2 separate regions of the Homo sapiens genome follow, and region 2 is linked to region 1. The links are chromatin contacts, found by POLR2A ChIA-PET in ENCODE. All regions are on one chromosome and are shown on one strand. Each heading gives the region's core, a stretch centred on a gene start or an enhancer-like site at or near the end of the contact. The rest is flanking DNA. Distances are from core to core; before and after follow the strand shown.

Evidence for each region. ChIA-PET counts read pairs that join two places held with the same protein, here RNA polymerase II (POLR2A).
Region 2: POLR2A ChIA-PET joins it to region 1 with 14 read pairs in naive thymus-derived CD4-positive, alpha-beta T cell. The contact joins the enhancer-like site here to the promoter of UBE2J1 in region 1. POLR2A ChIA-PET finds 5 or more read pairs at or near these places in 2 of 52 experiments (activated B cell and naive thymus-derived CD4-positive, alpha-beta T cell).

The regions. Positions count from the first base shown.
Region 1 is chr6:89,351,064-89,354,011 of GRCh38, reverse strand. UBE2J1 (ubiquitin conjugating enzyme E2 J1) reads left to right here and starts at 1,290. Exons shown (of 8, transcript NM_016021.3): 1 at 1,290-1,473. The coding sequence starts at 1,443. RefSeq lists silencers at 829-928, 939-1,648, 1,679-1,738 and an enhancer at 1,035-1,984.
Region 2 is chr6:106,518,526-106,521,529 of GRCh38, reverse strand. It overlaps CRYBG1 (crystallin beta-gamma domain containing 1), which reads right to left. Exons shown (of 22, transcript NM_001371242.2): 4 at 77-2,399. Among named protein-coding and RNA genes, the nearest start is that of RTN4IP1, 110 kb to the left of the region's middle. RefSeq lists enhancers at 564-613, 1,354-1,843, 1,066-2,265. Within about 2 kb of position 1,754, at least 24 of the 41 ENCODE cell types and tissues checked have a DNase peak (open chromatin) inside an H3K27ac peak, as active enhancers do.

The sequences.
Region 1 (2,948 bases), core at 41-2,540:
CACTTTTTTACTCCCAATTTCATCAAGAAACTCACAGATTTAGATTAACTTTAACAATAGAAAACAAATCAAATTTAAGAGTTTATGTCTTTATATAACAGAATAAAACTTGCCCAACCTGATTAACCCTTTCTATCCTCCCCACCTTCCCAATCCCTCCCTCCTTTCCTTTAGTAAGGTCCCTACTCCTTAAGTCTTTTGAACTCAGTCCTCTCTCGATCCCACACATTGGACAATGAAGCAGTAAGTGTGTCCTTTGAAGTTTAACCTTTCATATTTGTATGCTTTCCCTCACATTAAATGTAATTCCTTTTTTTGACAGCTTTTACATCTAAACAAACCAAAAAAAACAAAACTCCTGCAATGCCTAAAACATGTCGTGCACCTAACACACTACCCGAGAAAAAAATTGTTATGAATATCCAACTCTGGCCAGAGCCGTGGCTCACGCCTGTAACCCCAGCACTTTGGAAGGCCGAGGCGGGCGGATCGCTTGAGTCCAGGAGTTCGAGACGAGCCTGGCCAACACGGTGAAACCGTGTCTCTAACAAAAATACAAAAAATTAACCGGGCATGGTGGCACACACCTGTGGTCCCAGCCACGCTGGAGGCTGAGGTGGGAGGATCGCTTGGGCCCGGGAGGTAGAGGCTGCAGTGAGCCAAGATCGCGCCACTGCATCCCAGCCTGGGCGACAGAGCGGTGACACCGTCACACACACACACAAAATAAAAAATAAAAAAAATCCTATTCCATTTCCTTGTCACTGGCTTTCCCCCTCCTCACTTAACCCCCGCCCCTCGCAACAGCAACTGAATCTAAAAACAAAGCCTTTCCCAGACCCTGCGGGACCGCGCGCGGGCAGCCGGCTGCGGACAGCTTTGCAGCCGGAGCCCGGCGCCCCCTCCGAGCTCTCGAGGGCCCGGGGGTCCCGGACCTCGCCTACAGCGGGCAGGGCCGGGACGAGAGGACGAGGACGCCGCTCGCTCCTGCACCTCCCCAAGCCGGCTTCGCCGGGCGGGCGGCGGCTGGGTAGTGACCGACCGCCACGAAGCTACTGCCACGTCAGGGCAACTTCACAAATCCCGGACGAGGGCGGGTGACGCAAGCCGGGCGGCCGCGGCAGGGCTGGGCCTGCGACTACCCGAGGAGGCTGACCTCCAGCCCGGGCGCCCGGTTCAGCGCCGCCCCGGCCGGCGCCGGTGCCTGCCAGGCACTCAGGGAGGCGGGGGCGCAGTGGAGGAGGCGGCGCCATCGCGAAGCGAGCGCCTCGCCCGCACTCAGCCTTGCCACCCCGCCCGCAGTCCAGGCTGGACTGGGCGGCATTTGCCGAGGCTCCTCGGCCAGGCCCCGTCCGCCCGAGCCGCGCTGAGACCCGGGCAGCGGCCGCGTGGAGAGGAGGTGGCAGCGGCCCGGGAGGCCGGAGCCAAGCCAGCGACCCACCATGGAGACCCGCTACAACCTGAAGAGTCCGGGTGAGCAGGGCTGGGGCCCCTGGGCGAGGAGGGCGGAGTGACCCTGGACCCCGGGGTGGTCGCCGCCTCGGTCCCCTCGCGTCTGGCGCCACTCGCGGCTCAGCTCCTGGTTTCGCGCTCTACGCGAGACCGCCGCCTGCCCGGGAAGTACAGGCCGCAGGGCGAGGTGGCCGGGTGGACGTCCGCTGCCAATCCCCCGGCCGGCCAGCGCGCCCCGCAGCACCCAGCCTCTCCCTTTTCTCATCTTCGCCTGGTCCCGTAGAGCTGGGTCAGAAACTCATCCCTGAGAACAGGTGTAAAGGTGATGTCGGTGGGCGATAGTCATCAACCCCCTCGCTGTACCTGGTCGCTATTCCCTCCCTGTCGCTGCCACCGGACTTCTATTTACTTCTATTTACTGCCGGCTGATTTACTCACATTTGAGGAGTTGGTCGTTTAAATATCCTATTTGCAGCACTTGGGCGAATACAATTACAGACATAAAGGAAATGTTCTGTAACTAAACCAGTTAACTATAGAGCTAAAGCAAAACAAAACAACAACAAAAAAACACCTCGTTGAGCCCTGTTCTTGAGAGCTAACCTTGATTTTTGCCAGACTGGCTAATATGAAATGTATCTGTATTCAGTCGTAGCGATTCCTTTCCTGCATTTAATGATCCTGCTTTATATTTACACAAGCAGTCCCAGCAATCCTAGCCTCTAATTACTTTCTGGTGCATTATAAAGATAAGCAACTAGCTTTCTCAGCTTAATAAAACAGGCTTGAAATGAATCATTGGATCCTCTAAATGGTATTTTTTCTATCTGTACCTTGATACATTTTGTCAGGGGGAAGAAACTCCACAGTTAACTCTGCATGATAAACTCTAGGATATTAGTGATGATTTCACCAACTTTTGCTGTTGCTTAAAATTTCCTTCCAAAAAAAGCTGTTTCTCAGTAGGAATTAGCAAGACTAGCATCCTTGTGGAAAGAGTTGACACTGTGAATCTTTGGGTTTTTTGTAAGGTTTCAGAATATGCAAAAACCCCAGAAAAGCCTGAGGATATTGATTGGAGGGAGCTTTGTTAGCCTGAGTGCTGTCAGGCTAAGAAATGTCCTTAGGTGACCAAGTGTGTAGAACTGGTCATAATATTTTAGGAGCCACTGACTCCTTAAAAAAATCTGATGAAGACCTGGCACGGTGGCACACGCTTGTAATCCCAGCACTTTGGGAGGCTTGAGCCCAGGAGGTGGAGAGCAGCCTGGCCAACATGGTGAAACCCCGTCTCTACTAAAAACACAAAAATCAGCCGGGCATGGTGGTGGCGCACTCCTGTAGTTCCAGCCACTCGGGAGGCTGAGGCAGGAGGATGGCTTGACCCGGGGAGGAGGTTGCAGTGAGCCGAGATCGCGCCACTGCACTCCAGTGTGGGCGACAGAGCGAGACTCCATCTCAAAAAAAAAAAAAAAAAAAAAAAAAAAAAAGAGAAT
Region 2 (3,004 bases), core at 505-3,004, about 17 Mb before region 1:
ACATGAGTTGCTCATCATCCTTCTCTTCCCTTGCTTTAAAAATACCCCAAATAAATAATAACACATTGCTACTTACCATTGTGTCTGATAATGACATTCCAGAAAAAGAAATGCTTGGGTCATACCGGCTTGATTTGAAAAGACCCATGAAGTCGGTGTCACTGTTTGCACAGTTTGGCAAGTTTGATTTAATAACACTTTCAATATGATTAGCCTTTTCCATATCATCATTCTTCAGTTTTGACAATTCAGAAAATTTAGTTTCTGGCAAGTGTAGGTTGCTTCGTGAATCCAGATCTTCTTTGGTTTTCTCTTTTTGCGGGTATTTTTCCATGTGGCTTGGACTTTTCAAACTGGAGTGTGATGTACTTGACGAGTTGAAATTGAAGACCTTTAAGGAGTTGTCGGGCAGAAGATTTGACTGTTCTTTGTTCAAACCACAGGGCGGGGCACCCTCAGTCGTGGGCTGTGACACTGAAGACTGAGATAGGGAACCGTTCTGAGAAGTACTGAAAGCCGTGGTCATAGTGTTGACTGATGTCACAGAAGGAGAAAAGATTTTGTCTTGTGGTAAAGAAGATAACAAGCTTGAGAAAAGTGCACTTTTTTCTAGTCTCGATCTCTTAATGCCACCATTTGTGACGTCCCTGTTCTCTTTGTCATTGATTTCCGGCATCACCAGAGGCTCACTGTTCCCATTAGTGTTGGTGTGCAGGGACTTGAAGAGGACGCTCTGTTCAGCAGATGCACGTTTGGGTCTCAGTTTGGATTTTGTGTCAAGGTTCTGCATCAAATGTAAAGCCGGTGACATTTCTGGCTGACTTTCCTTCTTCTTCCCCAAACCAAAGGTAAACACTTTGGGATCAAACACCTTTTCTAAATGGTCTTCGTGAATAGGAGGCATGGCAAAGTGAGGAGCAGGAGAGTTTGGCATCCTGGCCTTCTTTCTTTTCATGGGCATACAAACTGCGCTATCCATCTGTTTTATAATTTCAGTGAATTTTTCCATATCAGAAGAAGAATCAAATACACTATCATCACTACCAGCAGAAATGTTCAAAAGGCTGGCAGGGCTATCCTGGCCATTTGTAACAGTCTGATCTGGCCTTTGAGGAGTGGCTAAGTGATTTCCGCTGCTGGGAGAGTTGGTGGGACTGGATTCAGCCATCAGGGGTGTTCTGCTGCCCTGACTTTGAGCCTGAATAGGCAGAGTTTTCTCTGATGCTGGCGGTATGACTTGTGGGCCAGATTTTGCCGCGAGCTCTGCTGTGCAATGAGAGTGTTCATTGCCCAGTACTTCCTCTTGTGGGGGAGCACAACTTGCAACGGAAACCACTTCAGGTTCATTACTGTGACAAGTTGGCAACTGCACTTCTCTAACTTCAGAGCTCTCTGGGATGACCTGGGAGCTCACATCCTGGGTGCTCTCCACGGGGAGCACGAAGGACCTGACCTGGACGAGGACTCTGGATGGACACTCACTTCCCACAGCTTCTGGACTACGCTCTGTGGACAAAGGAGGGGTTGTTTCTCCTCCAAGTTCTAAAAGTGGCATTTTCTCATTGTTCTGACGAGACACAGGCAAAACACATCCTTTATGGTTTTCTGACACTTTTAGATCAGTGCATGGGAAACTGCTTATGGGTGATTGAACACATGTGTCTTTGGGAACATCCCCAGGAGCGGGTGCAGACAGTGAAAGAGAAGGCCCAGGAGATGACTCAGCAGGGGACTGTGAGTCAGAAAATGTATGCTGTGGCTTTGGCATGGCCGTTGGAGGTAAATCTTTGGTATCCACAGTGGTGGGGATGTCTTGTGCTGTATCGGTTACATTTTCAAGTACAAGGCTTTTGCTGTCTGCAGCCTCTGAGTCCTCCTTCTCTAAGAGCTTATGATCCTTGACAGGAATCAGAGCAGAAGCCACTGGTTCTGAAAGGCAGCCAGCATCTGTTTGTACATCTGCTTTATCATCTTGGTTAGGCTGAGGACCAAGAGCTTGATTCTCAGAAGAGTCTCCATTCATTCCTCTGGTTGCTGGCAGAATCTCTTCTTCCGAGACGGTAACTTTGGTTTCTATAGCAGTTTCCTTAACCAGCACACCATTCTGGGGACTGTTTGGCATTACTTTCTTTTCAGGTTGCTCCATTTCTTTGGCTTTTTTGGCTAAATTCAGCTTTGCCCTCCCAACAAACGTTTTACTAGAGGCAGGAGTATTCCTTTGGCCTCGAATGTCAGTGTGTCTTGGGCTACTGTTTGTCCGTTTGTTTTCAAATAAGGAGATTTTGGTGGCAGTGTTGCCTTTGTGAACTGGCTGGCTAAATGGATTGTGCTCATTTCCCAAACTGTCAAGATTCTTAGGGGTTTTAAGATTTAGTTCCACATGTTTGGGCTTGGCAGGGCTGTGAGGAAAAAGCAGGAAGATAAAGTTATTGACCTAGTTTTAAAAAGTGAACACACAAACCAATTAATTATAAAACTATGAAAAGCCAACATCTCCCTGATATATAACATTTGGAGTGTGGTGTGTGTGTGTGTGTATGTGTGTGTGTGTGTGCGCACACATGTGTTTTTAAGACAAGGTCTTGCTCTGTCGCCAAGACTGGAGTACAGCAGTGTGATCATAGATTGCTGCAGCCTCGAACTCCTGGGCTCAGGCAATCCTCCTGCTTCAGCCTCCCAGGTAGCTGGGACTACAGGCACATATCACACACCCAACTAATTTTTTTATTTTTATTTTTTTGTAGAATGGGGTCTATGTCACCCAGGCTGGTCTCAAACTCCTGGCTTCAAGCAATCCTCCCATCTTGGCCTCCCCAAGTGCTGGGATTACAGGCATGAGCCACCATTCTCTGCCACATTTGTTTTTTAATGAAACTATTTTTAAATAGTCCTAAGTACACTACCAACTATTTTTAATGGGTGTTTTGCTTGCATATGAGGGATCGGAAGATTATATAGCCAAGAAACTCTAGGGATGAGGGATGAACTAATTTATTGAGTACGT